2 separate regions of the Homo sapiens genome follow, and region 1 is linked to region 2. A link is a contact called in ENCODE Hi-C or POLR2A ChIA-PET data. All regions are on one chromosome and are shown on one strand. The core of a region is the stretch at or near the end of the contact, and the rest is flanking DNA. Distances in the headings are between cores, read along the strand shown.

Region 1 (7,035 bases), core at 4,536-7,035, 250 kb before region 2:
GACTCAGTGAATGGCAGCATCATCCACTTAGCTGCACAAGCCGCACAAGGTGGCATCCCCGAGCTCCTTCTCCCTTACCTTCCACCTCTCAAGTCCAGTCCAGCACAAAACGCTGTTGATTTTGCCTCCCAAATCTCCCTGGAACTTGTCATCTCTGTCTCCATCGCCCTCCTGGCACATGCTGCCTCCATCTTGCCTGGACTCCTGCAGTGGTCTCCCAGCTGTCACCCAGATCTGCCTCTGCTCCTCTCTGGGTTGTTTTCCACCCTGCAACCACAGTTATCTTTAAAACACACAAATCTGACCCTAATCCTTCATTTCAAATCCAGCAGTGACTTTTCATTAATCTTAAAATGAAGAACAAAATCCTTCTGGCCAAGGTTGGCCCCCACATACCTCTCCAGCGTCCTCCCCCACCCGCTTGCTTTCCTCTGTGGGCCACTGGCCTTCTTTCAGATTCACCCAATGGGCCACAGTACTTCCTGCCACGTGGCCTTCGTGGCATGCTGTTCCCTCACCTGGAACAATGTTCCCTGCAGTCTGTGCCTTATTAACTCCTGCTTGTCCTTCAGCAGTCTTTCCTGACTTCCCCAACCAGGTCAAATTCCCTACTGATAATCTCAGAGGACATGAATCTCTTCTTTGTGGCACTTACTACGTGTGTAATTTTACATATCTTTTTATACCTGCCCCTCCCACCAAACTATAAGTTGCACAAGGGCAAAATCTTGGAACACAGGGCTCAATATTGGTTGAAAGAAAGAATTGTAGCAAATATCTGATAGACTAACATAGATTCTATGTAGTTACAGAACTAGAACTAGGATTAATAAGTGAAAGTTACAATAATGATGATAATATATTACTGAGCACCCACTATATACCAGGTATTGAAATTACGACATATTATATCTTACTTAATACAACAATATATGAAGTAGTTAAAATTACTTTGCACAGAGAAGAAAATTCTGTTAGGTTAAGCAGCTTGCCCAAAGTAGCAGTCAGTCAACAGTAAAGCCTGTGGGAAGTGGGTCTGTGGGCTCCTGGCTCTCTGTTCCTTTTTTTTTTTTTTTTTTTTTTTGAGACAAAGTCTTGCTCTGTCACCCAGGCTGGAGTTCAGTGGCACTATCTCCGCTCACTGCAACCTCCGCCTTCTGGGTTGAAGCGATTCTCCTGCCTCAGCCTCCTGAGTAGCTGGGATTACAGGCACCTGCCACCATGCCCGGCTAATTTTTGTATTTTTAGTAGAGACTGGGTTTCACCATGTTGGCCAGGCTGGTCTTGAACTCCTGATGTCTTGATCCACCCTCCTCGGTCTCCCAAAGTGCTGGGATTACAGGTGTGAGCCACCACGCCTGGCCCTGGCTCTCTGTTCTTTCTCTCCAGGATGCTGCCTGAGAGGAGGAGGTCATGAGCTCCCTATCACAGGAATTTTCTTTTTTGAACTACCATGCCCACTAACATGCTGGCCAACACGGTGAAACCCTGTCTGTACTAAAAATACAAAAAAAAATTAGCCAGGCATGGTGGTTCACGCCTGTAATCCCAACTACTCGGAAGGCTGAGGCACAAGAATCGCTTGAATCTGGGAGACAGAGATTGCAGTGAGCCAAGATTGTGCCACTGCATTTGACCTGGGTGACACTGTAAGACTCTGTCCCCTCACCCCCTCCAAAAGAGGTGTGCCTATTTCAATTTTTTTTTTTTTTTTTTTTTTTTTTTTTTTTTTTTAATTTGAGACAGACTCTCATTTTGTTGCCCAGTCTGGAGTGCAATGGTGTGATCTCAGCTCACTGCAACCTCCACCTCCAGGGCTCAAACAACCCTCCTGCCTCAGCCTCTCAAGTAGCTGGGCCTACAGGCATGCACCCTCATGCCCAGCTAATTTTTTTATTTTTTGTAGAGACAGGGTTTCACCATGTTGCCCAGGCTGGTCTCAAACTTCGGGGCTCAAGTGATCTGCCTGGCTTGGCCTCCCTTCAAAGTGCTGAGATTACAGGCATGAGCTACTGGACCCGGCCTCAATTTTCAGCAAAAGTGTATGAGTATGCTCCTATACCCTGGTCAACATTGAGGTTGTCAATCCTTAATTTCTTTTTTGCTGAACTTTTATATTTTAATTTTATTTATGTATTTATTTTGAGATAGAGTCTTGCTCTGTTGCCCAGGCTGGAGTGCAGTGGTGTGATCTCGGCTTACTGCAACCTCAGCCTACTGGGTTCAAGTGATTCTCCTGCCTCAGCCTCCCAAGTAGCTGGGATTACAGGCGCCCGCCACCATGTCTGGCTAATTTTTGTATTTTCAGTAGAGACGGGGTTTCACCCGCTCAGGCTAGTCTCGAACTTCTGACCTCAAGTGATCCACCCGCCTCGGCCTCCCAAAGTGTTGAGATTATAGGTGTGAGCCACTGCCTCCGGCCGATTTATTTATTTTTATTTTTATTTATTTATTTATTTTGAGATGGAGTTTCACTCTTGCCCAGGCTGGAGTGCAATGGTGTGGTCTCAGCTCACTGCAACCTCTGCCTCCCGGGTTCAAGTGATTCTCCTGCCTCAGCCTCCCAAGTAGCTGGGATTACAGGCGCCCGTCACCATGCCAGCTAATTTTTGTGTTTTTAGTAGAGACAAGGTTTCTACTAAAATGTTGACCAGGCTAGTCTGGAACTCCTGACCTCAGGTGATCCACCCACCTTGACCTCCCAAAGTGCTGGCATTACAGGTGTGAGCCATGGCGCCTGGCCTATATATTTATTTTTAAGAGACAGTCTAATTCTGCGGCCAGGCTGGAGTGCAGTGGTGTAACTGTAGCTCACTACAGCCTTGAACTGCTGGACTCAACCGATCTTCCTACCTCAGCCTCCTGAGTAGCTAGGACTTCAGGTGTGTGCATACCGAGCTAATTTCTTTTTCTCTTTTCTTTTCTTTTCTTTTCTTTTTTTTTTTTTTTTTTTTTTTTGAGACAGGGTCTCACTGTATAGCTCAGGCTGGAGTGCAGTGGCATGATCACAGCTCAGTGTAGCCTTGACCTCCTGGGTCCAAACAATCCTCCTGCCTCAGCCTCCTGAGTAGCTGGGACCACAGAACCAGGCCTGGCTAATTTTTTGAATTTTTTTTTTTTTTTTTTGAGACAAAGTCTCGCTCTTGTCCCCCAGGCTGGAGTGCAATGGTACGATCTCAGCTCACTACAAACTCCACCTCCCGGGTTCAAGCGATTCTCCTGCCTCAGCCTCCCGAGTAGCTGGGCTTATAGGCGCCTGCCACCACGCCCGGCTAATTTTTGTATTTTTAGGAGAGACGGGTTTCACCATGTTGGCCAGGCTGGTCTCGAACTCCTGATCTCGGGTGATCCACCCACCTCGGCCTCCCAAAGTGTCGGGATTACAGGCGTGAGCCACCGTGCCCAGCCAATTTTTTGATTTTTGAAACATTTCTGATATTCTGTTTAACTTTCTTTTTGCTTTGGCCAATCTTTCTTTCTCTTTCCTTCTTTCCCCCTCCCTAACCCTCCCTTCCTCTCCCCTCCCCAATTCTCCCCTCTCCAGTTCTCCCCTGTCCTCTCCTCTCTTCCCCTCTCCTTTTGGGACAGGGTCTCACACTGTTGCTCAGGCTGGAGTGCAGTGGTGCTATCATTGCTCACTGCAGCCTCAATCTCCTGGGCCCAAGTGATCCTTCTACCTCAGCCTCTTGAGCAGCTGGGACCGCAGGAGAGCACACCACTACACCTAGCTAATTTTTGTTTTGTTTTGTTTTTGTAGCGATAGAGTTTCTGTATAATGCCCAGGCTGGTCTGGAACTCCTGAGCTAAAATGATCCACCTTCTTTGGCCTCCCAAAGTGTTGGGATTACAGGCCTGAGCCACCCCGCCAGGCCTCTTTCTTTTCTTTTTCTTTTCTTCTTCTTTTTTTTTTTTTAAGCTGCTCCTTGCTGAGCAGGGCTAACTAGTAAGCAGTGGTCTGTCCCAATCTTTCTATTATGTTTCTTTTTCTTATTGCTTTGTAACAGCTTTTTGTATTTTGTTTATTTCATCAACCATTTCTTCCTAGATTGTAAATTGTCTTTCAACCTTACCTAAAGTTTGCCATAAAGAAGCTCTGTCAATTTTTAGCTTTTCTTTGAAGATTTTAAAACATTAATTGCTAAAAAGACAGGGACAACAGAAAACATGGGTGGGCTACAAAGTATAAAAAGTCTTGCATAGTCATTACCATTTTGATCCCTGGTTGCTTGCAAATGTGCTTCAAATCCCAGCTTGGGCACTTCCTGTCTGATTGTAGGGATTTTTTTTTTAATTTTTTTTTTTTTAGAGATGGGCATCTCAGGTTGGGCTCAGTGGCTCATGCCTGTAATCCCAACACTTTGGGAAGCTGAGGCAGGTGGGTCACCTGAGGTCAGGAGTTTGAGACTAGCCTGGCCAACATGTTGAAACCCTATCTCTACTAAAAATACCAGAATTAGCCGGGCGTGGTGGCACACACCTGTAGTCCCAGCTACTTGGGAGGCTGAGGTAAGAGAATCGCTTGAACCCGGGAGGCTGAGGTTGCCGTGAGCTGAGATCATGCAACTGCACTCCAGCCTGGGTGACAGAGTGAGAGACTCCGTTTCAAAAAAAAAAAAAAAAGAGAGAGAGAAATGGGGGTCTCCCTCTGTCACCCAGGCTGGTGCGATCATAGCTCACTGTAGCCTCAAACTCCTAGTCTCAAGCGATCCTCCTGCCTCAGCCTCCCAAGTAGCTGGGGGTCACAGCTCTGAGCCACCTCGCCAGGCTGCAGGCAAATTTCTTAATCTTGCCGGGCTCCAGTCTTCCAGTCTATAAGGTGGGAATAACAAAATTTGCATATAGGAATTTGGGGAAACGTGTAGTTCTGGGTTTGGGTGAAGACCTCCACTTTTGTAGTAGGTTCATAAATCAAATCAGAGCAAATAGTTGGTGTCTTAAAAACTGTATTTATCTGGGTCTTCTAAGTAAACGGTTTGAGGAGTGGTGGAGGCAGAAATTAAGATTTACTGAGTACTTAGGGTCAAGTAAGGTGCACTGGATCGTGTTAATCGTTAACTCGTGGAAACCGCCCAGAGTGTGTACGCTTTCTTTCTTTTCTTTCCTTTTCTTTTTTTTTGAGACGGAGTTTCACTCTTGTCGCCCAGGCTGGCGTGTAATGGCATGGTCCTGGCTCACTGCAACTCCGCCTCCAGGGTTCAAGCGATTCACCTGCCTCAGCCTCCAGAGTAGCTGGGATTACAGGTGCCCACCACCACGCCCGGCTAATTTTTGTATTTTTAGTAAAGACGGGGGTTTCACCATGTTGGCCAGGATGGTCTCGAACTCCTGACCTCGGGTGATTCGCCGCCTCGGCCTCCCAAAGTGCTAGGATTACAGGCGTGAGTCACCGCGCCCGGCCTGGAGTGTGTATTATCCCAATTTTATGGGGAGTAATTGTGCTCACTCGGCTCACCACCAAGTCGCCAGAGCGCGCCTCCGCAAGGAAGCCCTCCAGGCACTTCTACTTTCCCGGACCCGCCTCCCGCTCCAGCCGGTTACACGCGCCGTTAGCAGCGTGGGCGGAGTTGGTTCTGCCTTCGCGGAACCAACTGGTCCAGCTTCTGGTGTCTCCCCTCGCTCAATTAAAAGCCAGCTCCTCTCCTTTCGGCTTCCCCACGGTGCCTTTCGGGATTTGTAGTCAGACGCGCTTCAGCCGGCTCTAAGGAGAGCAAAGGCAAGACTCCAATTCCCAGCATCCCCCGCGCCCGGAGAGTGCAGCGTCTATTCTCATCCTCTTCACTTTTCCACTCCTCCCCTTACCTCCCTTCTCTTCTGAATTCTCCATTCTGGGCTCTTGCCTGTGAAATCTTTCTTTGCTTTCCCCATCTTTTCCTCGCATTTTTTCACCATCTTTCCCTCAATCTCCAGGAGCCAATGCGAGACTTTGGCTCCGATTAAGCGACGGCCCGAGACTCGGGGTGCGCGAGGAGGATCGACAGAGTGGTGAGGGGACCTAGGAGGGCGGGAGTGGCAGAGGTATGAGAGAGAGAGAGGTGAGTGGGAGGCGAAGAGTGAGAGGAAGGCAGGGAGAAGCTAGGAGATCGGAAGGCGTGGGTCAGGGTGAATGACGTGAAGTAGACTTGGGAAGGGAAAAGAGGTGGCTTTAGATTTGGGAAGCATGGAGGGGAGAGGTTACCGCCGTACTTAGCAGAAGTGGGCTAAGAGATAGAAGATAGGAAGGACGGGCAGATTTGGAGCTTGTAGACTGGTCTGACCAGGATGGGATGGAAGAGAGAGGTGTGGGCTCAATTTTCTTTGTCCCTGTTTAGCCAAAGATGAGACAAGTCATTGAAATACAAAATGATCTTGCAAACACTGGACAGTTAACAATTCTGTCACTTGGTAATTGAGGGAAGACTGGAGTTGAAGGGCAGAAATAGGGTGAGGAGGCAAGAAAGGGAGGGAGATTGGTCAGGTTTGGGAGAAACCAGAGGAGATGAGTGACATGGGAAAGGAGACCACAGAAAAGGTGGGGTTATTGTGGGGACTGATGGATCTGGAATCAGTTAGAAAGGTCAGGGGTGACACTGGCATGGATGGTGAGGTTGCACTTCTGACGTTTGCATTCCTCAGGTGATGGAGAGCACCCCTTCAAGGGGACTGAACCGAGTACACCTACAATGCAGGAATCTGCAGGAATTCTTAGGGGGCCTGAGCCCTGGGGTATTGGACCGATTGTATGGGCACCCTGCCACATGTCTGGCTGTCTTCAGGTGAGAAGCCCCTTCATGGCAGGGAAATGTAATGGGGTCTGCGGAGTGGAATAAAATATCATAGGTAAAAGTGTAGCAGCCTGGAGTCGGGGTGGGGACTGGGGGCAAGGGTTGGAAATTGCTCTAAAGTGTGGAGGCCAAAACAGCAGGACTGGTAAAGTTGTGCTGGAGTGAGATGAGATGTTTGAGAGGTAATTGAGGGCAGAGATGCAGATACAATGCAGCTTCTGATACTAACCTTTGACCTCTGTTCCTGTACAGGGAGCTCCCATCCTTGGCTAAG
Region 2 (6,464 bases), core at 255-2,754:
TTCCCCTGGACAAGAGGAGAAACAAAGACACTCCAATTCAATTTTCAGGCCACCTTCCAAAGAGAAAGCCCCTACAATAACAAAGTCATAATCCTTGAATTATAGCCAGGTCCACCCGATGCTTAGCTCTTTTCCTACTTCCCCAAAGTAGGAGATACCCCAAATTCACTTGCTTGTCTCAACCTGGTTCCTCATGGAACCCAAGCAACTATCAAGTGGAGAGAATTTACTGAAAGAGACAGACTGAGAGGGGCTCTGAGGCTTTACTCATACTTTCAGGATTCTGGGCAGTGCCTCTACCCTCCTCCTTAAGTTTCTATGGTCCCTGCTGCTCCTGGCCAGAGGTGAGAAAGGAGGTACACAGTGCAGGGGTCTTGAGCGCCATCTCCAGAGTTCTCTCCATGGCTCAGCAAGGCCTGAGGGAAGCCCATCCAGACACCAGCAGGCCATGACTCTTGGGTCCTTCCCTGTTAAAGTGCTGGCCCAAGGCCTGGCCCCAGCTGAATGTGGCCACATGCAGGGCTAGACCCTCCCCAAGACCTTGGGAATCCAGGCCGCCTAGATCCCCAGGCAGAAAAGCCAGCGTCCTGACATCTTATTCAAATCTTTCCTGCGGCTGTTCTCTCAGCTTCTCTCTACTATCCCCTTAGCTTCCATGCCTGCTGCCCGCCTCCTCTTTCTCGAGTCCTAACACATAGTGGGCACTTTAAGATCTTCCTCCCACCCTCCCACCCTCATTAATCTATTTTTTACCCGAATCTGGGATCCCTACTCCCGTCCCTTTTTACAACCTAATCTACCTTTTTCTGAAGGAATTATTCTGGTCCTGACCCTCACCCCCATCTCTCAATAGCCTGCCCTCGCCCCCTGTACGCTAGCCGGCTCTACTCTCCCACCACTGCTCCCCTAGATACCCGAGGCTTCACCCAGTTAGCCCGTGAGCTCTAAGGCTGTTCTGATCTCTTCATCTGTCCCTTCACCTGGCCCCTGTACCCCCTTCCCCTTTGGACCCCTTGAACCCTCCCAGGACCCCCGCTCAGCCCCTTCCCGCCCCCAACCGACTCTTCCCGAACGTCCCTTACCAACCGCGAGAGCCCCCTACTGCGCTTTGGCCACACCCCCTACGCCTCGCTCCCGGCCCCGCCTCTGCCCCTGACCGCGCCTGCGCAAGGCGGGCGCCCTAAAGTCCTATTTCACTCTGTTGGGAGGAGGGGGAAAGGTGTACGCAGGCGCAGTGGCGTCTAAATTTGGGCCCACTAAATGCGTCGGAGCATCTCCGCGCCCAGGCGGCTCCTCCTCACTGCGGCAACCCGGGAAAACTTGTGAACTAATCAGAAAAAGTGGAAGGCGGGAGATCTTGGGGCGCTGTCCAATGGCGCGGAAGAGAACACATGAGCTGGCCAATCGGGAACGGCACGGGGGCGGGCTCGCTCGGCGCGAAGTTCGGGCCCGGGAATTCCGAAGGAGGGGTAGGCGCTGCCCGCGCGCAGAGGCCGCGCCCCTCCTGGCCCCGGCTTCTTGGCTGTCAAACAGATGCAGCAACGTCGGCTCCTGCCGAGGAGCCCAAGGGGTCCCGGGATCCGCCGCACAGGCTGGCACTGCTTGAAGAGGAGGCTACTCGGAGACTGCGCCGCGCGGGTAGATCCGAAACGGGGCTGGGGCGGAGTGGGAAAAGGCCGGGTATGCCTTGCATGATCGCGGGGAGCTCCTTCCTGTTTTTATCCCACCTAGAGAAGCCGGGAAGTAGGGGTTTAGGTCCAATTTGTTGGAGTACTTAAGGACTCGTTTGCACTTTCTTTTGGGGGATGACAGTGGATTCATTGCCCTCGGAGGTTCAACCAGTTATGAGTGAGGGATTGGCCAGAAGATCGGGGCGCAGGCAAGCAGGAGTGCTCTATTAGGATAAGCAAGTTTGACAGGAAGAAGCTACTCTTCTCCGAATTACACAGAGGTGATGTGTTCGTATTGCACGTAGACGTGTGTATAACAGGACCTCCTTCCCCGCGCCCCGCCACCCCGACACACACAGGAGCTGCCTAAAGTATCCTTGCCTTGCAGATTGGAGGCTCCCCAAATATTTTGCGATCTGAGGATCCAGCTCAAGTGAGGTGCCATAGGACGTGTTCCTGAGTTTGCATTGCACGGAGACCTTCCTGGAATTTTTCATTTGCAAGTCGGCTTAACCAATTTTGCATTGAGTCCTAGGCTGCTTGCACTCTGAATTTGGGCTATTCAGGTAGTGTGCTCAAAGTTGAAACCGCATACAGCACAACTCAAGTTTGCATCAGACTGGGAAGCGAACTTAAGCCAGCGGTGCGTGGCCCAGGAGTGGGAAAGGAAATGGATGCCTGAAGTGGAAGAGGTGGTGCAGAGGGGGCACCGCCCATGCTGCCCTGCTTCCAACTGCTGCGCATAGGGGGCGGCAGGGGCGGTGATCTCTACACCTTCCACCCCCCCGCCGGGGCTGGCTGCACCTATCGCTTGGGCCACAGGGCCGACCTGTGTGATGTGGCCCTGCGGCCCCAGCAGGAGCCTGGCCTCATCTCTGGGATCCACGCCGAACTGCATGCCGAGCCCCGGGGTGATGACTGGAGGGTCAGCCTGGAAGACCACAGCAGCCAAGGTGAGCATTAAGCAGGGCAGCTTTGCCCCTGGGTGGTTGAAGCGCCAGGCTGGAATGAGTAAGGTCTCCACAAGACCCTGCTGCCTGCCTCCCATACTCCCATCAGATTGGATGGATGGTCGTGGTCCAGACCTTCATCTTCCCACCAGAAGTGTGCACAGTCAGAAGCTCTCTGCCAGACTGACCCTTTTTGGTCCCGTTTAGCTCATACAGGACCTGGGATATCATCAGAAAGATATCACAGTGGGGATGTTCTGAGGCCACTAGAGGCCAAGTTTAGACTTGATTCAGTTTCCAGCTTTGCTGAGGCACTCTGTTCCTGGGTTAGGGCAGTTCTATGTTGAATAATGTTTTTAATAATCTGGGCATGTCTTTCTCCGTGACTTGAGGCAGTTAGCCTCAGAAAGCCTAGATTCACATTTGAGTTTTGCCACTGCCTCTTGGTAAAGTCAGCTGTAGGAGTGTTATGGTTATTAGACTATAGTAGCCAACATTCATCTAGTGCTTACTGTTATGAGCCAGGCCCTATTTTAAGTGTATTGAATGTAGGTGGTACTAATATTATCCTCATTTACAGTAAAGGAAAATGAGGCACAAAGAGGTTAAGGAACTTGTCCAGGGCTGGGCATGGTGGTTTACACCTATAATCCAGCACTTTGGGAGGCTAAGGCAGGGTGGATCACTTGAGCTCAGGAGTTCGAGACCAGCCTGGGCAACATGGTGAAAACCTGTCTCTACCAAAAAATTAATTAATTTTTTTAAAAAAGCCTGGGCACGGTGGCTCACGCCTGTAATCCCAGCACTTTGGGAGGCCGAGATGGGCAGATCACGAGGTCAGGAGTTCGAGACCATCCTGACCAACATGTTGAAACCCCATCTGTGCTGAAAAAAAAATACAAAAATTAGCCAGGTGTGGTGGCGTGCACCTGTAACCCCAGCTACTCAGGAGGCTGAAGCAGCAGAATCACTTGAACCCGGGAGGCGGAGGTTGCAGTGAGCTGAGATCGCACCACTGCACTCCAGCTTGGGCGACAGAGCGAGACTCCATCTCAAACAAACAAACAAACAAAAAGCTTGCCCAGGGTCACATAACTGGTAAGTGGTAGAGCTAGGATCTGAACGAGCTGGAGCTGGGGGAGAGTGAGCATGTTTGAAAACTGGACCTTAGGGCGGGGCACGGTGGCTCACGCCTGTAATCCCAGCACTTTGGGAGGCTGAGGCGGGCAGATCAGGAGGTCAGGAGTATGAGACCAGCCTGGCCAACATGGTAAAACCCTGTCTCTGCTAAAAATAAAAAAATTAGCCAGACGTGGTGGCACATGCCTGTAATCCCAGCTACTCAGGAGGCTGAGGCAGGAGAATTGCTTGAACCTGGGAGGCGGAGTGCAGTGAGCTGAGATTGCACTACTGCACTCCAGCTTGGGCAATAGAGCAAAACTCCATCTCAAAAAAAAAAAAAAAGAAAGAAAGAAAAAAAAAGAAGAAAGAAAGAAAATTGGACCTTAGGACAGTGAGGGCAGGGATCCTTTGTAGGAAAGCACAAGAAACACAGACTTGTTCCTAGCTGACAAGGAGTGTACTGCCTGGTACCTGTCACCTGCTGAGGGGCTTAGGATGTGAGGGAGAATCTGACTACAGTTTCATATTCTTCCCCAGAAATCATACAGATTTCTCCACTCCTGACTCTGGTCATTTCTGTTTTTGTCCTCCATATTTGCCTGGTGCCCCACCATCAACAGGTACTTTGGTCAATAATGTCCGACTCCCAAGAGGTCACAGGCTGGAATTGAGTGATGGAGACCTCCTGACCTTTGGCCCTGAAGGGCCCCCAGGAACCAGCCCCTCGGAGTTCTACTTCATGTTCCAACAAGTACGAGTCAAGCCTCAGGACTTTGCTGCCATTACCATCCCACGGTCTAGGGGAGAAGCCCGGGTTGGGGCTGGTTTCCGGCCTATGCTGCCCTCCCAGGGGGCTCCACAGCGGCCTCTCAGCACCTTCTCCCCTGCCCCCAAGGCCACACTGATCCTAAACTCCATAGGCAGCCTCAGCAAGCTCCGGCCCCAGCCCCTCACCTTCTCCCCTAGTTGGGGTGGACCAAAGAGCCTGCCTGTTCCCGCCCCACCTGGGGAAATGGGGACCACGCCTTCTGCTCCACCACAACGCAATCGGAGGAAATCTGTTCACCGAGTGTTGGCGGAACTGGATGATGAGAGTGAGCCTCCTGAGAACCCGCCACCGGTCCTTATGGAGCCCAGGAAGAAACTCCGTGTAGACAAAGCCCCACTGACTCCCACTGGGTAAGTGGAGTCCTCACTTGGCCCTCTCAGTGTTTTACTGCTTTTCGATTCCTTGTATCCCTAGGCTGTGAGGAGGTCCCCCTGCCTGGGGGGATGGGCACGGGAGGTGGAATAGATGGAATGGCAAGACCTGGGTTAGCTCTGATAGGAAAAGAAAAATATGTGCAGGAGAACATGAGAGGTGGGGTGGGGCAGTGCTTATAAAACAACCGGAGTGAGCATGTCCTGCTTTTTACATTCATATGGCTTTAACCCCATTCTTCTAGTGCCTAAGGATGGGGAACTTTCAGGCTCATACTAGAGGTTTTTAGGCCCACCCTATGTGTTTTTAAGGACAGAGTCCAGGCTCACCTTAGTTCTCAGACCACTGTGCCTCTGTGGCCTCACCCTATGACCAGCCATAGGGTGGCAAGGTCTAGGCCTTCTCCTACAGGTTTCCGGTGACCCTTGTGTCTGTGTCACTTCCTTCAGAAATCGACGTGGCCGTCCTCGGAAGTACCCAGTGAGCGCTCCCATGGCTCCCCCTGCAGTTGGGGGCGGGGAGCCCTGTGCAGCTCCTTGTTGCTGCCTGCCCCAGGAAGAGACAGTGGCCTGGGTTCAGTGTGATGGCTGTGACGTCTGGTTCCATGTGGCCTGTGTTGGCTGCAGCATCCAGGCTGCCAGGGAGGCCGACTTCCGATGCCCAGGGTGCCGGGCTGGCATTCAGACCTAAGGTCCACTGCCAAGGCACCATCGGACACACCTGCCCATGAGTAGACACAGCAGCGAGCAAATAGGTCTGATAAATACCCCCCTTCCCTTCCCTCCCCAGGAGGGAATGACTACAGGGAAGAAGGATGGATTGATGTGGACTCATTCAGGGCCTGGAGCAGACCCTGGTGGCCAAGACAGAAGAGATGGTTTCCTGCCAAAGATATTGCCACCTCCAGGAAATTGCCAGTGAGCTGGAAGTTCCCACTATTACAAGCCATAAGGCCATGTTGCCATGGACACCAGAATATCTGTAGTCAGAGCACCTATCAGTTGCAAAAGCCATGCCTGCAACCGATGGAAAATGTAAGAGGGAGTTCTTAAGGTTCTTGGTGGCATCACCCAAGGCATTCTGGGAAAACCTAGGGCCTGGCCCCAAAACTTCCCTACTCTGTGGCTAGTCCTGCTGCCAACAAAATCGTAGCGACCTGGCTTTTCACAGCTTTGCTTTTATTTCCAAGTCAAGGACAAGCCGCTTCATTCACTCCTGGGCATTTACTCTTCTTGTGGGTCTGTGATATTCCTTGCTTTCCAGGGAGAATGTGCTTGGCAAGGTCTGGAGAACTAATTCAGAATCTTAGGGGAAGGGGAGAGATGGAAATACAAACCTGCTTACTGGAAAGGTGCAAATATATGGGTTGAGCTGGAGGTAGGAATACAGGTAATTAAGGTTTCTAGTTTAAGGGAAAACAGATCTATTGCCATTTAAATAAGGTAACTGGGATTTGGTTAAGTTCACAAAGATAGCAGAAGATTTATTTACAGGCTTCACCTGTACTGTCAGGGCAAGAGA

What was found. A loop is a pair of places that touch in the nucleus more often than their neighbours do. ChIA-PET counts read pairs that join two places held with the same protein, here RNA polymerase II (POLR2A). Pooled maps may share reads with other maps.
Region 1: a loop to region 2 is called in a pooled map, with 11 times the contacts of the local background. The contact joins the promoter of GTF2H4 here to the promoter of TCF19 in region 2. A Hi-C loop is called at or near these places in 1 of 168 maps with a recorded cell type or tissue (naive thymus-derived CD4-positive, alpha-beta T cell), 1 of 37 single-sample maps with no recorded cell type and 11 of 50 pooled maps. POLR2A ChIA-PET finds 5 or more read pairs at or near these places in 3 of 52 experiments (H1, K562 and activated CD4-positive, alpha-beta memory T cell).

Annotation. Positions count from the first base shown.
Region 1 is chr6:30,902,422-30,909,456 of GRCh38, forward strand. GTF2H4 (general transcription factor IIH subunit 4) reads left to right here and starts at 5,786. Exons shown (of 14, transcript NM_001517.5): 1 at 5,786-5,982; 2 at 6,613-6,752; 3 at 7,014-7,035. The coding sequence starts at 6,616.
Region 2 is chr6:31,157,085-31,163,548 of GRCh38, forward strand. TCF19 (transcription factor 19) reads left to right here and starts at 1,505. Exons shown (of 4, transcript NM_007109.3): 1 at 1,505-1,638; 2 at 1,813-2,623; 3 at 4,363-4,921; 4 at 5,393-6,464. The coding sequence starts at 2,386. The coding sequence ends at 5,633. It overlaps CCHCR1 (coiled-coil alpha-helical rod protein 1), which reads right to left and starts at 718. Exons shown (of 18, transcript NM_001105564.2): 1 at 301-718; 2 at 1-5. The coding sequence starts at 516. RefSeq lists enhancers at 1-459, 460-960, 4,108-5,091, 5,092-6,075 and a silencer at 2,184-2,367.